Linked DNA regions of Homo sapiens: region 1 is linked to region 2. A link is a loop called in an ENCODE intact Hi-C map of the cell type or tissue named here. Cell type or tissue: ovary. All regions are shown on one strand. Region 1 overlaps SDK1 (sidekick cell adhesion molecule 1). Region 2 overlaps SDK1 (sidekick cell adhesion molecule 1).

Region 1 (5,000 bases), 110 kb after region 2:
AGGGTCGCTCTTTAGCCAGAGTTAGTGGCAGCTGCCCCAGGACAGAGCCTCCAAATAAAAAGAGGTGCTGTGTCCCCACATAGGCCGCCTCCTTGGAGCCTGTGGCCTCGTGGTTCCCTCGACCCTTAGCTCGTCCCCGGAGCCGGCTCGCCTTCCCCACCTGCTGAGCCCTGCCACTGATGGTTTAGGTCACTCGGCGGTCCTGGGGGCTTCTGGGGCCTACAGCTGGGAAGCTGGGTTGGGGTGAATCAGGAGGAAGGGCTGCCGTCAATGAGTAGAGCCCCCCGCTGCTCCAGCTTCCTAGGGAGAGACCAGAAGCCCCCAGCCCACCTCACTAAGCCCTCAAATGCTGTGAGCATGCCTGCTGTCTGTCCAGTGAGTCTAGGAGGTGCCTTGGAATCTCCTGGGCCCGTATAGACAGTGCGGGTACAGGCATGGCCCTTCTTTGGGGAGGAAGGCGCCCCTCCTAGCCTCCTCCTCCACGGGCCTTCTCCAGTTCTTGCCCTGTGCTTTGGGGTCTAGTAGTGGCCAGACCTGGGATTGCCACCCCTGGCATCTGTAGCCTCCTTCTGGGGGCTGCAAGTAGTAGGGGCTCCAGCATGTCTACCTAGGAGGGGCTCAAGAGCCACACTGTGGTTCGGAGTGGGGCTTGGGACCCATCTTGACTGTGTTTGCAGTGTGGGTTGTGTGCATGTTGGGTGTGTTATGTCTGTGTGAGGGACTGTGAGAGAGGACAGGTGGGCTTGCTGCTACATGAGGCACGGGGGCCAAGTCCAGGGATGAGGCAGGGGGCACCTGAGGGAGTGGGGAGGGCTGGGTCCCATGTGGGGGTAAACCTCCATAGTTAACCCACGGCATTATTACCATTATTTTCCATCATCCAATACATTTGCACAAGACTATGGGTCCAGCACCTTGCTATTAGAAATGAAGCTACTCTGAACACTGTTACAAATCTTTTCCAACGTCTCCAATGCCTGCCTTGGGATAAAACGCTAGAAGCAGAACTTCTGGTCCAATGACATGAACATTTTTCACCTTTGAAATACTTCAGCTAATTGACACCCTGCAGCGGTGACCAGATACAGGGCTCAGGTTGCATTCCTCTTTCCTCCTGCTTTTAAATCTTTCCTAGTTTATTAGGCAAGAAGGTATCTCATTATTATTTTCCTAGATGGGCTTTTAAATGACTGGTCTGTGATTAAATGCCTGCAGAGCTCATGGCTATTTTTTGCATGGGGGTCTGTTACAAGGTAAACTGAGACACAAAATGTTAGAAGAGTTTATTCGAGCAGACAGCAATTCATGAATCAGGCAGCACCAGTCCAAAGGTGGTTTGGGGTTCTGGGAAGGGAACACAAGGGGAACGTTTTTATGGTGTGAATGTGGGAGCTGGACAAAGAAAATACTTGATAAGAGTATGTTGTTGCCTTCTTCAGTCTCAACTGTTAGAAAATTCCTAGTTGTATTGGTTTTCATGCTGCTGATAAAGACATAGCCAAGACTGGGTAATTTATAAAGAAAAAGAGGTTGAACGGACTCCCAGTTCCACGTGGCTGGGGAAGGTGAAAGGCACGTCTTAAATGGTGGCAGGCAAGAGAGAATGAGAGCCAACCCCTTATAAAATCATCAGCTCTTGTGAGACGTATTCACTACCATGAGAACAGCATGGGGAAAACCACTCCCATGATTCAATTCTCTCTCGCTGGGCCTCTTCCGCAACATGTGAGAATTATGGGAGCTACAATTCAAGGTGAGATTTGGGTGGGGGCACAGCCCAACCATATCACTAGCTGTATATCTGCCTTTAGTTGCATATCTGTCCTCAAGCTAGTTGCTACAGCCAACGTCCTGAGGTGCCCTCAGTAAGTTGTTGGCGGCTTCTGATTGGTTGGGCTTAAGTTTTATTTTTCTTTAATATGGGCATTTACAAGAAATAGCCCAGGTTAAGTTTTGTTTAGGTTTGCAGAACCAGCAAGGTCAAGGTTGTCTCCACGGCTTAATGGGCTTTGCTCAGGGGATTCTCAAGCCTGGTCTCCATTTTATTTTAATGGGTCTTAGTGTTTTGTGTTGATTTCTTAGAGCTTCTTATATATTAGGGATATCATGTTTGATCATGTCTATGGCAAATACTTTGTCTTTAATTTTATTGTGTTTAAGTGGTTGTGTGCTCAAACCTCCATATCTGAGGCATCTCTCCTTCCCATTTTGAGACCAAGTAAATATTCACCCAGATATTTTTTCATAATTTTCATGGTTTTATGTTTTCCATTAAACTCTTTCATCAAAAAAAAAAAGAAAGAAAGAAAAAAAAAACTCTTTCATCCTCCTGGAATTAATTCTGGAGCCTGGCATGAAGTGAGCTTCTAAATGGATCATTTGTTTCCAGAGAAGTTTTTTCCCCCGAAACCATCTATTGATTTTTAATTGCTTTGTGGTGCGTCTTAATCATGGTTTAAATTCTTACACACAGTCAAGTCTGTCTGAAGACATTCCTTCGTTCCACAGACATCTTTACTGTTGCCCTAGTACTTCTAAAGCTTTCATTTACATCAGTTTGTTACACATTTTTTTCATGTTTAGGAGGGCTTGTCTTATTCCTCTTTGTTTTCTAAAATTTCTCAGCCATTCTATGAATTTTACAATCATTTTGGCAAGTTCTTAAAAAAAAGCAAATGCTCCTGGGATTTTGATGGAAACGTATTAAATAGTAAAGGGATTTGGAAATCCTCGCCGTCTTCCTCCTTTTCGTCTATTCATGCTTGCTCCCGGGAGCTGGCTGTCCCTCTGGCACGGTGCTGCTGGGCTGGCAGCGCTCCTGGTGCAGGTCCTGCTGTTGCTTGTCAAGTCATTCCTGGCAGTTTTATTGCGGCGGTTGCTGTGAGCCTGGGTATTGTAATGGCTCGTCCCTGCTCTGCCCACCGCCAATCGCAGCTCAAGGCTGAGGCTCACATGGTTACTCAGGCATGTTAAATATTAGTCCAGCAAAAAGAGCAACATAGGTTTTCCCCAAAAAGCGAGCCAGGACTTGCCTTTTTTCCACACCCAATGGGGAGTGGCTGCCCAGCTCAGATGAGAGCCGAGTGTCCAGCACTGTGGCCTTTAGCCCCGCAACTTTCACCAAAAACAGAAGACAGACAGATACCCATGCTCAGCATTTAAAATCACTCGGCCGGCCAGGCATGGTGGCTCATGCCTGTAATCCTAGCACTTTGAGAGGCCAAGGCGGGTGGATTACTTGAGGTCAGGAGTTCGAAACCAGCCTGGTGAAACCCCATCTCTACTAAAAATACAAAAATTAGCTGGATATCGCTTGAACCCAGGAAGCAGAGGTTGTAGTGAGCCGAGATTGTGCCACTGCACTGCAGCCATGGCAATTGAGTGAGACTCCGTCTCAAAAAATAAATAAAATAAAATCAGTTGGTGGCTTTAGGTGGTGTTTGGTTGTTCCTGGTGTACATGTGGCTGTGGAAGACAGAAAAGTGTCTTGAAAATATCTGTTTGCTGTTTTTAAGAATGAAAAAATTGTCGTACAATATGGGTCCCACCTTTCTTCTAAGTGCTCCAAGTTTTTAATTACAGTTGGTTGGAATGAGAGAAAAAAAAAAGCACAGCTTCTAGCTGTTTCAGCTCCCGCTAGTGACAAATAAAGCCAGTCCTAGTGCCTATTAAGTGAAATTAAAAGGCTTCAGTGACGCCAGTTTGAAAACATGTGTTTGTAGGGAAGAGTGAATGGCACCTGTTTACAGGGTAATTAACGTCGCAACCCCGACTCCACAGGCTGCACTGTCTCATCATCGACGTTCCCAGGGCTCCCTGGGTAATTATTAACATATCACGCGATAATGACATTGTGCAAACCACAGGCCGCCCCTGTCATTTCTGCGGCCACAGTCTCTCCAACTGATGCCGGTGGGCTGTGCTGCGTACAGGGCTGTCTACACGGTCCTGGATGATGGATAAACATCTGCCGAAAGCCTACTGTGCTGGTCACAGATGGTCACCATCCCCTGGGTGGGAACCGTTGCTCCGTTTCACAGATGAGAGTGATGAGTCAGCTTTATCCGGAGTCCGCAGGGGGCTCCCCGGGCGCTATCCCACCCTCTGGGCTCCAGCTCGTGTTGTTTCAGACGTTCCCTTCAGGCACAAATGCACTAAGAAGCCCTCGCCAAGGAGTGCAGAGTGGAGAGACTGTGGGATGCAGGTGCCTCCGCCGTGGGGGATTCTCCAATGCGCTGCACCCGGCCCACAGCAGGCTGTGCACAGGCACTGCTGACTGACTGGGAGCTTGGCCCACCCCTTCCCCATGCCAGGGAGTATTTCAGAATTCACGGCTTCCTTCAGGCTCTCTGCAGCATACGCTATCCCGGGACAGCCTCTTGCCAAAGGGCGGGTGATAGGAGCAGCTTCTCAGAGAGCTCCCAGGATGGAGCTGTGGTGCCCCTAGGCAGACACAGCCCCCGAGGGAGGATGGGCTTGACACCAGCCTCATCAATGCTGGGCCGGAGGGTGGAGGGCGGGGAGGCTCCTTGCCCACAGGTGCGAGCCTAGCCAGGCTTCTCTGGGCGGGGGCTCTCAGGGAAGCCTCTGGGGCCTGTGTCCACCCATCCTCTACACTTCTGCTGGGGTGACCCTTGTGAAATGCAAATCCCATCCCCTCACTTTCTGTTTCCACCCTTCAGGGGATCCCTGTTATGTATGCGGGAAAAATCAAGCTCACTCCTGAGACTGGCCCCAGGGACTCTGAGGTCCTGCCAGGCCAACCCCGCGGCGGTCACAGTGGGTGTCCTCATGGCCCCCAGGCCCTCCCCCGCCGCAGTCACGGTGGGTGTCCTCCTGGCCCCCAGGCCCTCCCCCGCCGCGGTCACATGGGTGTCCTCCTGGCCCCCAGGCCAGGGTTCCCTTTCGTGCTCAGGCTTCACACGCACAGCCCGGCAGATGCCCAGGAGACCTTGGTGGCGGGCTGGTAGTATTACTCATCTGACGTCCATCACTGTAGA
Region 2 (5,000 bases):
CCATCTCCAGGTGGATTGTTGAGGGGCAGGTACGTGTGTCGTTAGACTGGGAGCTGGCATTTGCGAAGAGCAGTGTTGGGGCCTGTGAATGAGTGGTACCCCTGCAGATGATGGCTTGGGGTGTCGGGGAGATGGGTGTGCTTGGAGAGGGAGAACCAGGGGCTGGAGATAGCCCAGATACCAGGGCAGAATGTAGGAAGACAAAGAACAAGATGTCAGGCCGGGGTCCTACCAGGTGATAAGACAAGGATAAGAAGGGTTAAAATGAAAGTTGTGATTCAAAATAGGTACCCAAAATTGGATAGTGTCGTTGATTGAGTTTTTAAAAATTCTATATCACAATTAGCTACTAAATATACTAATAGGATTAATTGCTTGGTACAGCTTGTGTGTCATTAGCTATGCATTCATTCAACAATATTTTTAGAGACGATTGTTCTATCAGCAGGCACTATTCTGAGCACGGGGGCTATTGCAGTAGACAAAGCTGGCTGAGTTTCTGCTGTCGAGGAGAAAAGTGCTGTCTGGGAAAGAAAGACCTCCAGCTGTGGGAAAGCTGTTATATTTGAGGGACAGCGAGGAGGGTGGGTGCTGGAGGGAGGGGAGCAAGCCCTGCGGTGGCAGGGAGTGAGTCTGGGGAGAGCTGGGGGCGGGTTCCACAGGACTTGAGAGAGTGGACTCCGCCGAGAGACTTCCGGTCCGACTCCAGCTGTGCAAGTGCTGGAGCACGCAGGGGTCCGGGACAGTGCCAGGCTTGAATAGGATCATGCTGGCATTGGTGAAGCCGTGCAATCTGCCACTTCCATGTTCCAATAAAAGCAGGAGGAAAAAGATAAAGGGCCAAATTATGAGGAGTAGTAAAGTTTCAAAATAGTTATTATCTGTAGTAAAATCCTTGTGGTTTTCATGACTGTACTTATGCTATACTGCAAGACGATCCACTCCTGGAAATTGGCCGTAAATTAGGGAACAAATCCTATCTACCTCTTCAAAAGTTTCATTAAGCAAACATTTCTGAAAGTCTAAGGAGGATCCTGAAGGCGCAAACCATCTGGATGGGACTGACCCACAAATGGGGCTGGAACAATTATTTACTTAGGAAAAATAGCAGTAGAGCCCTACCTCACATCATCACACACCAGGGACTGTTGTGGCGTTGAGGGGGTGGGGAGGGATAGCATTGGGAGATACACCTAATGCTAAAAGACGAGTTAATGGGTGCAGCACACCAACATGGCACATGTATACATATGTAACAAACCTGCACATTGTGCACACGTACCCTAAAACTTAAAGTATAATAATAATAAAATTACAATAAAAAAAGAAAAAAGAAAATCAGTCTTCAGCAAATGAAGACTAAATTGATGAAAGCAAACTTTAAAACGCTTAGGATTAAATATAGGACAAGAATCACAATGTCTCATGAAAACCAATTCTACTATTAAAATCCATCTGCAGAAGTAGCCAGGCAATACTTTTAGGCCCGCAGAAGCACGCGCTGTGGTCTTTGGTGTCTGACGATGCCGCATAGCTGAGGCCAGGAGGCAGCGCTCTCTGCAGGCTTTAGAATGTGGTGTTACGCTAGGGCTAGGCAGGCCACAGCGACAGAAACGCCAGCGTCTTCAGGGCTCAACATACAAAAGCTCATCTGTGCATCCAGGCAGGCCTAGGAGTGGATGACGCTCCTTTGGCCCATGTTCCGTTGCCCAGAACTTGGGCAACGTGGCCCTGTGTCACTGCAGGAGAGTCTGAGAGTGTTGCATTTCAGCTCATCTGGGAGGGAAAGACAAGGAGTGATGTGGGGACCCTCACCACAGTTTCTTGGCCATAGTATCCTAGCTTTATGTCATACAACCTGTTTCTTTAATTTTTTTTTTTTTGAGACAGAATCTTGCTCTGTCGCCAAGCTGGAGTGCAGTGGCGCCTTCTCAGCTCACTGCAAGCTCTTCCTCCCAGGTTCAAGTGATTCCCCCTGCCTCAGCCTCCCGAGTAGCTGGGGCTACAGGCACCCGCCACCCACCCAGCCAATTTTTTGTATTTTAGTAGAGACGGGGTTTCACCATGTTAGCCAGGATGGTCTGGATCTCCTGACCTCGTGATCCGCCTGCCTCGGCCTCCCAAATCGCTGGGATTACAGGCATGAGCCACCGCACCTGACCTGTAAAGAGGTTTTACATTTTTAATGTAAAACATCTTAAATATATGCAAAAGGAAGAATAGAGTAAGCCCTCTTATACCCATCAGCAAAAGTCAATGATCCTCAAGATTTTGCTGCATCCATCCATCCCTGGTTTTTTATTGGCGTATTTTGAAGCATATTTCAGACCACATGTCACTTTTCCCCCATACACATCACACATGTGTCTAAAATGCCTGTTCACATGCCAATATGGATGAATTTCACAGGCATAATGTTTAACAAAAGGAAAACCAGACCCCTGCTTGGAGCATATACTGTGTGATTCCATTTATAGAATGTTCCAAAACAGGAAGAAGTAATCTTTGGTGTTGGAATAACAGGTTTTCCTGGGACCCTTGTGGTTACTTACCGTGGGGGTGACAGTGACTGGGAGGGGGCCACCTGAGGAGGGGGCGTCTGGAATGGCAGGAGTGCTGTCTTTTGATCTGGGTGCTTATTTTGTGTATACACCAGTCGTCTGTGAGCTTGCCTGTATGTCTTACTTCAGTGAAAACTTTGGCCAGGCGTGATGGCTCACACCTGTAATCCACACTTTAGGAGACCAAGGCAGGCGGATCACTTGAGGTTGGGAGTTCGAGGCCAGCCTGGCCAACATGTGAAACCCCATCTCTACTAAAAATACAAAAATTAGCCAGGCATGGTGGCGCACGTCTGTAATCCCAGCTATTCAGGAAGCTGAAGCAGGAGAATCGCTTGAACCTGGGAGGCGGAGTTTGCAGTGAGCTGAGATCATGCCACTGTACTTCAGCCTGGGCAACAGAGTGAGATTCTGTCTCAAAAAAAAAAAAAAAAGAAAAGAAAAGAAATTTTTACATGAAAATATGGATGTCTTTTCTCATGATACCATTGTCACACCTGATAAAATTATTATTATTTTTTTGAGATAGAATCTCACTCTGTCACCCAGACAGGAGTGAAGTGGTATGATCTCGGCTCACTACAACCTCTGCCTCCTGGGCTCAAGCAATCCTCTCATCTCAGCCTCCTGAGTAGCTAGGACCACAGGCGTGTGCCACCACACCAGCTAACTTTTTATATTTTTGGTAGAGACAGGGTTTTGCTGTGTTGCCCAGGCTGGTCTCGAACTCCTGAGTTCAAGCGATCTGTCAGCCTCGGCCTCCCAAAGTGCTGTGATTATAGGCATGAGCCACCGCACCTGGCAATTTGAACATTTTAATATCATCTAATAGTCAGTTCACACTCAGATTCCCCCAAATTTTCCAAAACATCTCTTTACGGTGGTTTTGATAAAAGTAGGATTCACGCAGGGTTCACACTATTCATTTTGTTGTCATGTCTCTCAAATTGTTAAAAAAAAATGTTAACAGCTTTATTGAGTTGCAATTGACATACAGGTTTAAACTGCATATATTTAAGATGGACAGTTTGACAGCTTTTGACTTAGCTACACATATACACACACCTGGGAAGCTGTGACCACAGATGAGATAATGAACAGGTTCCTCACCCTCAAAGGTGTCCTTGCAGCCCCCACTATCCCTCCCTACCAACCCTCCCCGTCCCCACAACCACTCATCTGCTTCCTGTCACTATAGGTTACAGCTCTGTTAATCTAGTGGAATCCCCCACTCTTTTCCCCCATGCAGTTGCCTCGTTGAGAAAACCCAGCCAGTCATCCCATGGGACATCTGCATTGGAGATGCACCTGGTTACATCCTTGTGGGGTCACTTGACCTGTTCCTCTACCCCGTTTGCCCTGTAAACTGGAAGTTCATTGCAAAGAACTGGTAGATTCCATTTCCACTCCTCCCTCCCTCCCTCCCTCCCTCCCTCCCTCCCTTCCTTCCTTTTTGCCTCCCTCCTCCCTTCTTTCCTTCTTCTCTCCCTCCCTTCTCTTGTCCCTCCCTCCCTCCTTTCCTTCCTTCCTTCCTCCACCCCTCCCTTCTTTCCTCCCTCTCTCCCTTCACTTCTTCCCTCCCTCCTTTACTTCCTCCCTCCCTTCTTTACTTCCTCCATCCCTCCCTTCCTTTACTTCCTGTCTCCCTCCCTCCCTTCTTTCCTCCCTCCTTTCCTCTCTCCCTCCCTTCCTTCCTTTCTTCCTCTCTCCCTTCCTCTCTCTCTCTGTCTGTCTCCCTCCCTCCCTAAGACTGCTTCCCTGTTACTACAGCAGGGTGGGGGCACGTAGGTCTAGTCGCCCCACTCAGGGATGCTAAGTTGGGTGGCAGAGCGTAGCAGCCTGATGCCTACCTTGTGAATTTCTCCATCAGCTTTTTATCTAATGGTCTCATCCATCCATGATCTTTGCCTGAATTAATTATGTTCTTAGGATATTCAAGATGATAATTTTATATTTCTATCAGTCTTTCCTCATTTAGCTGTTGGAACTCTAAAAAGAAGCATCTCTGCTCATCCCTCAGACTATTTAGTTACTCTCAAATGCAGGAAGGCAGAATAAATGCTTAATTCTTTTCCCTTAATTACCAGTTTCCAGGGTGAGGAATTGGTCCCCTGGTTACTTCCAATGTTAAATAGATTTTTCTTTCTTTTTCTGTCTTGTGATCTCTTTTGCTGAGTATCATCATGAAAGCATAGGTTCTTACCTGTTCAGTGGGTTTCAGTCACCTGCAGTCATTATTCTTTTTGAACCTAGAATTGGCCTGTCTTTGGCCTAGGGAGGCTTTCGTATCCTGGGGCTCCGGCATGAGGCTCCACTCTTTGATGACTTCCTGCCTCAAGCTGAGATGGAGCCATGCCTGCAGGGCCTTGGTTTCATGAGTGTCAAATGCTGTTTAAAGACGATAACCTGAGCACCAAGGTGGATCTCCTCGCTCCCAGC

What was found. Peaks named below come from ENCODE experiments on the same cell type or tissue, not always from the same donor. Only the 100,000 strongest peaks of a DNase experiment are listed, where the experiment ranks them.
Region 1: a loop joins it to region 2, with 5 times the contacts of the local background. A loop is called at or near these places in 1 of 110 quality-filtered maps.

Annotation. Positions count from the first base shown.
Region 1 is chr7:4,186,394-4,191,393 of GRCh38, forward strand. All of the region lies in intron 35 of SDK1 (sidekick cell adhesion molecule 1), which reads left to right. Among named protein-coding and RNA genes, the nearest start is that of FOXK1, 490 kb to the right of the region's middle. RefSeq lists enhancers at 218-963, 3,645-4,525. In ovary, no CTCF peak of the experiment used is centred here; a DNase peak (open chromatin) is centred at 2,865; H3K27ac peaks cover 368 bases.
Region 2 is chr7:4,079,556-4,084,555 of GRCh38, forward strand. SDK1 (sidekick cell adhesion molecule 1) reads left to right here. Exons shown (of 45, transcript NM_152744.4): 22 at 1-29. Among named protein-coding and RNA genes, the nearest start is that of FOXK1, 600 kb to the right of the region's middle. In ovary, no CTCF peak of the experiment used is centred here; no DNase peak of the experiment used is centred here.